Regions from separate parts of the Homo sapiens genome. Here regions 1 and 2 are each linked to region 3. A link is an interaction called in ENCODE POLR2A ChIA-PET data of the cell type or tissue named here. Cell type or tissue: CD4-positive, alpha-beta T cell. All regions are shown on one strand. Region 1 overlaps PTPN2 (protein tyrosine phosphatase non-receptor type 2). Region 2 has its middle 76 kb from the start of LDLRAD4. Region 3 has its middle 27 kb from the start of LINC01882.

Region 1 (4,000 bases), 71 kb after region 3:
GTTAGATCTTTAGGAACAATTTGACACTATGAGTCACTATAGATCTATAGAACAATTTGGGGAGGACTGATTCACTATGCTAAGTCTTCCAATCCATGAACATGGTAGGCCTTTTTCATTTATTTAGGTCATCTTTTGATTTCTTTTATCCATGTGTTTGGTGCTTTCAACATACAGATCCTATATGTATTTTGTTAGATTTATTCCAACATATTCCATTTTCTTAGAGCAACTGTAAACAACAATGTGTTTTTAATCTTGGTTTCCACGTGTTTGTTGTTAATATACAGGAATACAATTGGCTTCTGTATGCTGACCTTGTATCCCACAACCTCGTTTAACTCACTTATTAGTTCTAGGACATTGTTGGGTAGATTCTTTGCAATCTTCTACATGTCATCTGCTAATAAGGTCATTTTTATTTCTTCCCTTCCAACCTGTATGCCTTTTATTTCCTTTTCTTGACTTCATGTACTGGCTAGGATTCAGTACCTCAAGTTTATATGTATTTTTAATTTGTATGTTTAAATAATTTTAAAACTTACAGAAAAATTCCAAGCACAAAGAATTTTCTTCCCAAGTCATGACAGCAAGTTGCAAACATACCTGATTATTCCATTTTTTTATCTTCTACAATGACATAATCCTACTTACTCATAGTATAGCCATCGAAATTATAAAATTAACAGTGATACTTTACTAACCCAGACACCATTCAAGTTCTACCAACTGTCCCAATAATGTCCTTTAAACAAAAGGATACAATCTGTTCTTTCACGGTATTTTTTAACCTTTTGAAACTGTAAGTCAGTTGTTTTATAGTGTTCCTCCATTTGAGTTGTCAGATATCTATTTCCCTATAGATGAGTTCAGTTTGTATATTTTTGGCATGTTCATCTCAGAAAGATGCTAAGTATTCACTGCATCTTATCGGGTGGTTCAGGATTCTGACATGGTATATCTCATGACTGGTCATGACCACATATTTAAGGCTGGTGTTGGCCAGACTTCTCCAGTGTAGAGGTACTATTCCTCTTCTTATATTTAATAAGTATTTTGTAAAGGGATACTTCAAGATTATGTAAATACCTTGTTCTTCACCAAATTTTCACCCACCAACTTTAGTATCCATTTCAATATTTATTAGTTGGCAACCTATACAAAGGTAGAACTTTCCCTATCCCTCATTTATGTATTCATTTGTTTCTTTACATCAGTATAGACACATTAATTCCTATTTTATTCAATAGGTTGTAACCATTATTTATTTTCATGCTCAGATTATCCCAGGTTTGGCCAGTGGACTCAGCTTGGCTTCTACATCCTTCTGATATGTCTTCATCATTTTTTGGGCATGTCTTTATGTTCTGTCACTACAAGACATTCCAGGCTATTCTTACACTTTCCCTGTCGCAGACGTGGAACCAGCCATTTCTCCAAAGCTCTATTCTCCTCCTAGTGGAGAATAAAATTTGGTATCAAAAGCTAAGCATGCCCAATGGCTCATCAGCTATCGCTGCTCTCAAGATTTCCCAGTGGACAGGGATAAGAAATATAGGTATATACACATACCTATGTTCATATTTATCTGTGTATCTATACTCACTGAAAACCATGCATTCATACCTGGATACAGCAATGCTAACCCAATATTACAGGCTTCTTTTTCAAGGACATTACCACCTTTACTCACATGCCTTCCACATGTGGGCCCAACCCCAAGTGCTTTATAGATTTAATTATTCAGGGACAGAGAAAGAGAAACTTAATGATATCTTTAATACTCTCTTTACTACCCTATGACAAAACTATGTACAAGATTTTTGTCAGTCCAAAAAAAAAAAAAGTTTCATCTGTTAAGGAATTCACAATGTAATAGGACAGAAAGGTGAATGCGGGAAATTGGTGAGAAAGAGATGAACAGGGGCAAGAAATGAAGCATACAAGAAATAGACCAAAGTAATCTAATGCAACCCTCTATAATTCATTCACAAATATTCTCTAGAAGATCTGACAGTGAGAAGATCCACCCTCTGCGTGAATACCTCCAATAACAAGTGTACTAGTTCAGAGGGTTCGTTTGTAGGTTTAAAACAGCTCTTAAGAGCTAATGCTAACCTGATATTCACCAGTGCTATTATTCGCTCATGAACCCTAGTTCTATATTTTGGGCTTAACACAGGATAAAGAACTCTTTTTTCCATGTAAAAGTTCAGGTATCTAAAGTCAGCTATCATGCTGCTCTGTTTAGGTTTTCTCTTTCCCTGTCTAATCAATGCTAGCTTCTTCTCTAAGAGTTCTAGTTCTTCTTCCTTGGAACCACTCCAGTGCATCAATAGCCCGCAGGAATAAATTATTAACATCATAAATAGCTTTGATTTGGCTTTGATTAAAATTAAAGATTTTTTTTTTTTTTTTTGAGAGGGAGTTTTTTTTCGCTCTTGTTGCCCAGGCTGGAATGCAATGGCGCAATCTCGGCTCACTGTCACCTCCACCTCCCAGGTTCAAACAATTCTCCTGCCTCAGCCTCCCAAGTAGCTGGGATTACAGATGCCAGCCACCACGCCCAACTAATTTTGTATTTTTAGTAGAGACGGGGTTTCACCATGTTGACCTCAGGTGATCCACCCACCTCTGCCTCCTAAAGTGCTGGGATTACAGGCATAAGCCACTGCACTAGGCCAAAACTGAATATTTAAAAAAAAAAAAAAAAAATTGAAGATAGAACTAAAGACCCTAACAGTGAGTGAGAAAATCTTTTAGTAAAAAAGCTGTCAACAACGGATTTTGAGAAGGTAAAGCACTACACTGACATCTGGTCTTTATTTTCAAACTTTAATGGGATAAGAAAAAATGTTAGCAAATATTTACATAATAGTTACCATAAAATTTAACTTAAATCTATACTTATTCGGATTATTATTATAGAACTAAGTTTTTATCTAAATCTGCTATTACTAAGAAAGATGACAAGCACTTTCTGGTAAGTTTAAAGGTTTCTTTTTAATGATTTGAAGGTCTATCATCTTATAATTCTAAGACTATCAAAATGTTTCTTAATAATTCTTTGACTTGTCTGCACATTTCTAGAGGGGTTATCTACGAAGCAATTCGTATCATCTATAGTGGTGATGGTTTTAAAATATGTCCACAATTCACTGATACTTCCTCCATCAAACTAATAAGAGTATTAAGTACCCTCTCCTTGAACATGCATGGCCTTAGTGAGTTACTTCTCAAACGGAATGTTGTGGAAGTTGTATGTGACTTCTAAGGCTAGGTCACAAAAGGCAATGAAGCTTCTGCCTTGCTCTCTAAGAATGCTCACTCTTGAAACTCAGTTGCCTTGTGATAAAGTCCAGGTCTCATAGAGATGCCTTGTGTAGGTGTTCCTGGTGACAGCCCAGTTGAGGTCACAGTCAACAAGAGTAAAGAAGTTGCTTCTTCAAGGTGACTCCAGCCCCAGCCCCCATTTGAAATGCAATTACACAAAAGACCTTGAGCAAGAATCACCTATGTGGGGTTAGTCAACCCCTAGATTTGTGAACATAATAAATGTCTCCTATTGTTTTAAGCCACTGTTTTGGGGTGGTTTGTTATATAGCAACAGATAAAACTTTTATACTTTTATTCCTCTTACTGAACCTTCCTGCTTTGGCTATGAAAGTTCTATAGTGGCCTCATAAACAGATTAAAAGACAGTTAATTTATTTCTTTCCAATCCTTATGGCTTTTATTTCTCATTCTTGCTTACTGTACTAACTAGGACCTAGAGTATAAGGTCAGGGAGACAGAAGTATAATGTTAAGTATAAGTGGTAAGAATGAACACACTTACCTTGTTCCCAATATTTTTTTAAAACAATGCTTTCATCATGTCATCATTATGAGTGATGTTGTTGCAGTTATCTCTTAGAAATCTTAGAAGTTCCCTTCTATTTCTAGCTTGCTATGTGTCATTTTTAATCCTCAGCAAGGACTTTAAATAATCTTTCCACACT
Region 2 (4,000 bases), 370 kb after region 3:
TGGCTCACTGCAACCTCTGCCTCCCAAGCTCAAGTGATCCTCCAACCTCACCCTCTTAAGTCGCTGGGACCACAGGTGCATGCCACCACCCCCGGCTATTTTTTTTCTTTCTTTTTTTTTTTTTTTTTTTTTTTTGTAGAGACAGGGATTTGCCACATTGCCCAGGCTGGTGGTGAACTACTGAGCTTGAACAATACATGCTGGGATTAGAGGGATGAGCCACCACATCCAGCCACTTTTGTGTAAAATGTTGGCTGGGCGCGGTGACTCATGCCTGTAATCCCAGCACTTTGGGAGGCCAAGGTGGGCAGATGACTTGAGGTCAGGAGTTCGAGACCAGCCTGGCCAACATGGCGAAACCCCGACTCTAATAAAAATACAAAAATTAGCCAGGCGTGATAGTGCACACCTGTAATCCCAGCTACTAGGGAGGCTGAGACAGGACAATTGCTTGAACCCAGGGGGCAGAGGTTGCAGTGAGCCGAGATTGCGCCACTGTACTCCAGCCTGGACGACAGAGCGAGACTCCATCTCGATAAATAAAAAATAAATAAATAAATAAATAAATAAAATGTCTGCAATAAAAAATGTTTTAAGTCAAAGAGTAAGATCACAAAAATAATACTCAGATATAACAAGTTTTTCTTCTGTGACTCATGTGAAGGACTCCAGAGGCCAGGATGGTGGTGAGAGCCACTTCCTCCATGTGGCATGTGGGTTGCCCAGTGCTCCAGGCCTGCCCCGCCTCGGGGCCTGGCACCTGCTGCTCCCTTGGCCTGGAATGTTCTCACCCAAGACCCCTGCATCTGACTCTCACCTCCTTCCTTGTGTGTTCCTCGCGTGGCTTTTTCGTGAGGTCTTCCTTAACTTCTCTGAATAAAACTCCCACTTCTCATCCTCCCAATCCCTCTCCCCTCTAGTTTGACACCAAAGTACCTTTCACCCACTGAGGTCCTGTGTGTCACAGAATGAAACTGTAGGGGCAGGGTTTTGTCCTGCTCACCAACGGATATCCTTGGACATTATGTATGTATGTATGTATGTATGTATGTATGTATGTATGTATGTATGTATTTCTGTTTGTTTTTCTTTTTTTTCCTGCTAAACAACCAAACAGGCAAAACCTAGCACAGCGGTTTGTTTTTTTTTTTTTTTTTTTTTTTTTTTTTTCTGAGGCAGAGTCTCACTCTGTCACCCAGGCTGGAGTGCAGTGGCGCGATTTCAGCTCACTGCAAGCTCTGCCTCCCGGATTCACGCCATTCTCCTGCCTCAGCCTCCCGAGCAGCTGGGACTACAGGCACCCGCCACCACGCCTGGCTAATTTTTTGTATTTTTAGTAGAGACGGGGTTCCACTGTGTTAGCCAGGATGGTCTCGATCTCCTGACCTCGTGATCTGCCTGCCTCGGCCTCCCAAAGTGCTGGGATTACAGGCGTGAGCCACCGTGCCTGGCCAACCTAGCACAGTGTTTAACGGTGGGAGGTCCCTGGTGAGTCTCTGCCAGGTCTCGGGTTCCAGGCTTCTGTCAGATGCACCGGCCGCCTAGGTTCCCAGGGCCTTCTATTCTTACAGCAGGTGGCCGCCATGCTTCTGACATTTCCCTGACACACAGGCTGCCTCCAGGGCCATCGCCAAGGACGGTGCAGATTTGCAGGCCTGCGTAAACCCAGCGGACTCCCTAGAGGTTTGGGAAGGAGAGGTCACCATTGTTGGCTCTACTGTGACTGTCCTGACTTGGCCCTCACTGGGTATTAATGCTTCAATTTCACAATGCACTTGGGCAGATGCCCCCTGGTCCTAAGAGAGGCCCCGCTCATCCTAGGCATACTTAATTGGTATTAGAGACGTCCATCTTTTCTGGATGGAGGAAATTGAAGCCTTGAGCCCATGTAATGTTCTCAGTGGAGCAGTTCAACACCAAGACATGCTAGAAACATTGTAGAGGCCTTTACCAACTTAGTCACCCTGCTCAGGGAAAGGGGCTGAGGCTGTCTCTACAGCAGCCACCTCCCTCTGGAAGGAGGAAGGACCCAAGACCCACACCCGCTGTCTACCCAACCAGCCCTAACTCTTCTTGTTGGCTCAAGAGTCCCCTTTCTTCTTCACTGAGCCACAAGACACAGAGCAGTGAGTAGCATCAGAGCAGCCTGTAAGAACCTGGATGCCAGGAACGGAGTGGAACCTGGAAGTTCAGCTTCCAACAGACAAACACAGTCAGAGCTCCCTTTTTAGAGTCCCTCCTGTGTAAACACACAGGGCATACAGGCATGACTTCCAGGAGCTTCACTGCAGCATGGCATGCACAGATAACACAACAGAAGTGACCTCAGTGCTGCTTTTGGAGGACAGATGACACGCATCTTGGTTCATGCAACTCAACACCGCACACATGTAAAATAGAATGAGTAGCTTTGTGTTGTGATATAAAAATGTAAGCTATATTATTGAGTGAAAAGCCAAATTGCCCACCAGTATGCAAAGCAGATTTACTCTTATTAGAAATGGAGGCTGAGCATGGTGGCTCACGCCTGTAATCCTAGCACATCAGGAGGCCAAGGCGGGTGGATTGCTTGAGGCCAGGAGTTTGAGATCAACCTGGGCAACACGGCAAAACTCCATCTCTACAAAAAATACAAAAATTAGCCTGGCCCAGTGGTGCATGCCTGTAGTCCCAGCTACTTGGGAGGCTGGGATAGGAGTATCAATTGAATACAGGATGTGGAGGCTGCAATGAACCAGGATCACACCACTGAACTCCATCCAGTCTGGGTGACAGCAAGATCCTGCCAAAAAAAAAAAAAAAAATCTAGCAGAGGACAGAGGAGTGTATACAGATAAACAAATGCATATTGTGTTTGCATCCCCTATATTAGTTTTCTATTGTTGCATAACAAATGATTACCCAAACACCAGGGGTTTGGTCTAGGTCCTGCTGCTCACAGCACAGAAAGCCAGTCATCAAGACAACCAGTATTGGCAGGGAAGAAAGCTTTAATCGGGTGCTGCAGCTGAAGAGATGGGAATTCAGTCTCAAGTCCGTCTCTCTGACTATCTAAAATTGGGAGTTTATATAGAAGGGAAGAAATGTAACTACATGCAGGAAAACAGTAATTAGGGAAGAATGAGGAAGAGGAGTTGGTCAACAGGCAGCAGGTGGTGCTCAGGCAATCATGAGGGTTGAGGGCCTGGCCACTCATCCTCCAGAGGCTGTGAGCTTGTAAGTTTCAGCTCCTTGATACTACCTGGGAGTCCTGATGGTCGGTTTCCTGAGAAAGGAACTCAGATAAGACAAATGTAACTTTCTCAAGTTTTAAGACTGAGAGGGTCAATTTCTATGTTTATTCAAAAGAAATGATAAACATCAGTTTTATGGGACAATTGGTCAGGTTTCAAAACTACCACAAACTCAGTGGCTGAAAATAATGCCTGCCTTTTTCTCACAGTTCTGTAGGTCAGAAGCCAGCACTGCCTGGCGGATTCTCTGCTCATGGTCTCAGGAGGCTGAAATCGAGGTGTCAGTCAGCTACATTCTCATCTGCAGCTTGGAATCCTCTTCCAAACTCATTCAGTATTTGGCAGCATTCAATTTCTTCTTGGCCATCAGCCAGGAGTCCCTGTCTCCTCCTAGAGGTTTCCCAGCTTCTTCAGCAGATCACAACATAGATGCGTCCTTTCCTGGTTGGTATCTGTGGGGGATTGGTCCTGGGTTCCTGGGACCTGTGCAGATAGCAAAATCAGCAGGTTCTCCTGACCTGCAGTCGGCCCTGCAGAACCCGTGGGTAGGAAGAGGCAGCATCCACTCTCCAGATCTGCGGGTTCTGCATTCCACAAATACTGTATTTTTGGTAAGTAGTTGGTTTAATCCATGCATGTGGAACCGTGGATATGAAGAGCTGACTGGGCTTGCTTTCTTCCAGACCAGCAGAGTGCATCAAACTCCAGGCTTCAAAGGGCTCATCTGAATAGGTCAGACCCACCCTTGATGATCCCTCTTTTGCTAT
Region 3 (4,000 bases):
ATAACACGATTCTCCATACTGTTCTGTATATTGGAAACATTCTGCAGTAAGTTTAACAAATTAAATTACATTTGAGGCCAGGCGCGGTGGCTAACACCTGTAATCCCAGCACTTTGGCAGGCCAAGGTAGGCGGATCACCTGAAATCAGGAGTTCAAGACCAGCCTGGCCAACATGGCAAAACCCCTTCTCTACTAAAAATACAGAAATTAGCTGGGTATGGTGCCGGGCACCTATAGCCCCAGCTACTTGGGAGGCTGAGGTAGGAGAATCACTTGAACCCGGGAGGCAAAGGTTGCCGTGAGCCGAGATCCCACCACTTCACTCCAGCCTAGGAGAGAGAGCAAGACTCCATCTCAAAATAAATAAATAAATAAATAAAAATAAATAAGTGAAAAAAAAAAAAAGGCTACTTTTGCCAGCACCAAGTGCCTGTGCGATGCCTGGGAGCCAGGCTCAGGGAGCAGCTTGGAAGGCGCCACTGCACTCCAGCCTGGGCAAGAGAGCGAGACCCCCCCCCCGTCTTAAAAAATATAAATGTATATATAGTTTCTCAGTATGTAGTTTCAAATTTTATTTCAGGAAACTTTTCTTGATTTACAAATTTCACTGTTCTATTCACTTTGGATTTCTTCTTCAGGGACTCCTATTATCTGTATGTCAGTTTCTTCCCCTGTCTTCAATATTATCACTTTCTCTTGAATCTTTTCAGTCCTCCTTTCCAATAATTGTTACATTTTAGATTCGTTGTAGATTTATAGAACAATTGCCAAGCTAACACAGAGTTCCTATATGCCCCACACCCGGTTTCTCCTCTTAACATCTTACATTAGAATGGCAAATTTGTCACAATTAATGAACTCATGCTGATCCACTGTTATAACTAAAGCCCACCATTTATTCAGCTTCCTTTAGTTTTTACCTGATGTCATTTTCTGGTCTGGGAGCCGGCCCAGGATGCCCCGTTGCCGGTGGTGGTTGTAGTTACTCTCCGCAGGCTCCTCCCAAGCTAAGAGTTCCTCACACTTTCCTTGTTGCTGATGAGCCCATCAGTTTTGAGGAGGCCTGGCCCGCTATCCTCTCAGCTGGCATGTGTCTGCTGTTTTTCTCGTGATTAGATGGGGTTTTGGGTCTGCTGAGAGCATAGCTTTTCACACCCATGCAAAAGCACACACCACCAGCATGGCTCATTGCGTAGGTGCTAACTTTGGCTGCCTCGCTGAGGGATGGCCTGATGTATTTTTTATTTTAATATAAATAGCACATTCTTCGGCTGCTAATCGTATTACTATTCTTCAGTATTTAAAAGGCGCTAGATGCTGTGATAAGCACTTTAAGATCCTATTTCTTTCTCTCAACAACACTGCAAACTACGAGTACAATCCTATTGTGCAGATAAACAGAACTCTCACACAAACACACACACACACAATTGTGGTAAAATATACATCAATTTCTATCAACCATTTTTACCCGCACAGCTCATTGGCTCCACCACATTCCCATCTGCGACCACCACCCTCCTTCTCCAGCGCCTTCTCATCTTCCCCACGTGTTCCACGTCTCACCTCTGGTCCCAGCGACACCAGGGCTTTCGGTCTTTGGGAGATTGAGGTGGTTTTGTGCCCGGGATTAGGTGGGTTCTTGGTCTCACTAACTTCAAGAATGAAGCCGTGGACCCTCACGGTGCCTGTTATGTTTCTTAAAGGCAGCGTGTCCCCAGTTTGTTCCTTCTGATGTCCGGCTGTGTTGGCAGTTTTTTCTTTCTGGCGGGTTCATGGTCTCGCTGGTTCAAAAGTGAAACTACAGACCTTCGCGGTGAGTGTTACAGCTCTTAAGTCTGCGCCTCCGGAGTTGTTCATTCCTCCTGGTGGGTTCGTGGTCTCCCTGGCCTCAGGAGTGAGACTGCAGGCTTCCACCGTGAGTGTTACAGCTCATAAAGGTAGCACAGACCCAAACACTGAGCAGCAGTAAGATTTACTGCAGAGTGAAAGAACAAAACCTCCACACTATGAAACGGAATCTGAGTGGGTTGCCACTGCGAGCTTGGGCAGCCTGCTTTTATTCACTTATCTGGCCCCACCCACATCCTGCTGATTGGTCCATTTTACAGAGAGCCGATTGGTCTGTTTTACAGAGAACTGATTGGCCCGTTTTGGCAGGGTGCTGATTGGTGTGTTTACAATCCCTGAGCTAAACACAAAAGTTCTCCACATCCCCACTGGATTAGCTAGATACAGAGTGCTGATTGGTGCATTTACAAACCTTGAGCTAGATACAGGGTGGCGATTGGTGTATTCGCAATCCCTTCGCTAGACATAAAGGTTCTCCAGGTCCCCACCAGATCAGCTAGACACAGAGCGCTGATTGGTGCACTTACAAACCTTGATCTAGACACAGAGTGCTGATTGGTGCATCCACAAACCTTGAGCTAGATACAGAGCGCCAATTGGTGTATTCGCAATCCCTTAGCTAGACAGATTCTCCAAGTCCCCACCAGATTAGCTAGACACAGAGCGCTGATTGGTGCATCCATAAACTCTGAACTAGACACAGGGTGCTGATTGGTGAGTTTACAAACCTTGAGCTAGATACAGAGTGCCGATTGGTGTATTTACAATCCCTTAGCTAGACATAAATGTTCTCCAAGTCCCCACTAGACTCAGGAGCCCAGCTGGCTTTACCCAGTGGATCCCGCATCAGGGCCGCTGGTGGAGCTGCCTGCCAGTCCCGCGCACTGCGCCCGCACTCCTCAGCCTTTGGGCGGTCGATGGGATCGGGCGCCGTGGAGCAGGGGGCGGCGCTCGTCTGGGAGGCTCGGGCTACGCAGGAGCCCATGGCGGCAGGGGGGTGGGGGGAGGCTCAGGCATAGCAGGCTGCAGGTCCTGAGCTCTGCCCGGCGGGGAGGCAGCTAAGGCCTGGAGAGAAATCGAGCGCAGCGCCGGTGGGCAGGCACTGCTGGGGGACCCGGCGCACCCTCCGCAGCTGCTGGCCCGGGTGCTAAGCCCCTCACTGCCCGGGGCCGGCGGCCCGGCCGGCCGCTCCGAGTGTGGGGCCCGCCAAGCCCATGCCCACCCGGAACTCTAGCTGGCCCGCAAGCGCCGCACGCAGCCCAGGTTCCCGCCCATGCCTCTCTCCACACCTCCTCGCAAGCTGAGGGAGCCGGCTCCGGCCTCGGCCGTCCCAGGAAGGGGCTCCCACAGTGCAGCAGCGGGCTGAAGGGCTTCTCGAGCGCCGCCAGAGTGGGTGCCCAGACAGAGGAGGCGCCGAGAGGGAGCGAGGGCTGCGAGGGCTGCCAGCAGGCTGTCACCTCTCAGTTTCAGGGCAACAGGCCCACCCCGAATAGTCCTGGAGCCAAAAGGGAACGAGCTTCTTCCTTCAGGTGGGGAATAGTTCACGGTGCTGCTTCCAACGTATCTTCTTCCTCGCCGTTTCCTGAGACTTCTCCAAAGCGGGGGCCGTGGCGCGGCGTGCTGTAGGCGCTGTGCTGGCGCCGTCCGGGCTCCCGAGCGGGCTGAGGGCCCTCCCCTGGGGCTGCGCCACCCCGCTCCGAGGCGGGGCCCTTCCTGGAACCGGCTTCCCTGCACCATTCCTGATCGGAGGCTGCGAACGGCACAAGCCCCTGCGGCGTTTTGAGTGGGGAAGTGAGCCGGGGCCTGTGCCTCCCGGGGAGCCGTGGGCAGGTGCGTGGCCACGGACTGGGCTCTCGGAGCTTCCCATAAAACCCCGGAGACCCACTCAGCACGGCTGCGGGCCCAGGCACGCTGGTGCTGGCGCCTCTCAGGCAGGACGACTCCACAGCCAGCGGGAGAACTTTCCAGATCGCCCTGCGCAGATGCTCCCCTCGCATGAAATCACTGCTCAGCGTTAGCCGCGGGCCAAGCCCCGGCCCAGCCCCAGGGAATACTTAGGGGACTGCAGGTGCAGGCCGTGGGGGCGGCCGGGCTCGGGCCGGCTCTGCAGACCCCGCTCCACGCAGAGGGCGATGCTGGGGACTCGCA

What was found. Peaks named below come from ENCODE experiments on the same cell type or tissue, not always from the same donor. Only the 100,000 strongest peaks of a DNase experiment are listed, where the experiment ranks them.
Region 1: POLR2A ChIA-PET joins it to region 3 with 5 read pairs; 2 of 35 experiments call an interaction of 5 or more read pairs at or near these places.
Region 2: POLR2A ChIA-PET joins it to region 3 with 5 read pairs; 2 of 35 experiments call an interaction of 5 or more read pairs at or near these places.

What each region holds. Positions count from the first base shown.
Region 1 is chr18:12,845,216-12,849,215 of GRCh38, forward strand. All of the region lies in intron 2 of PTPN2 (protein tyrosine phosphatase non-receptor type 2), which reads right to left. Among named protein-coding and RNA genes, the nearest start is that of PTPN2, 37 kb to the right of the region's middle. In CD4-positive, alpha-beta T cell, no CTCF peak of the experiment used is centred here; no DNase peak of the experiment used is centred here.
Region 2 is chr18:13,140,685-13,144,684 of GRCh38, forward strand. No RefSeq gene overlaps it. Among named protein-coding and RNA genes, the nearest start is that of LDLRAD4, 76 kb to the right of the region's middle. In CD4-positive, alpha-beta T cell, no CTCF peak of the experiment used is centred here; no DNase peak of the experiment used is centred here.
Region 3 is chr18:12,774,102-12,778,101 of GRCh38, forward strand. No RefSeq gene overlaps it. Among named protein-coding and RNA genes, the nearest start is that of LINC01882, 27 kb to the left of the region's middle. In CD4-positive, alpha-beta T cell, no CTCF peak of the experiment used is centred here; a DNase peak (open chromatin) is centred at 1,930; H3K4me3 peaks cover 2,486 bases; H3K27ac peaks cover 487 bases.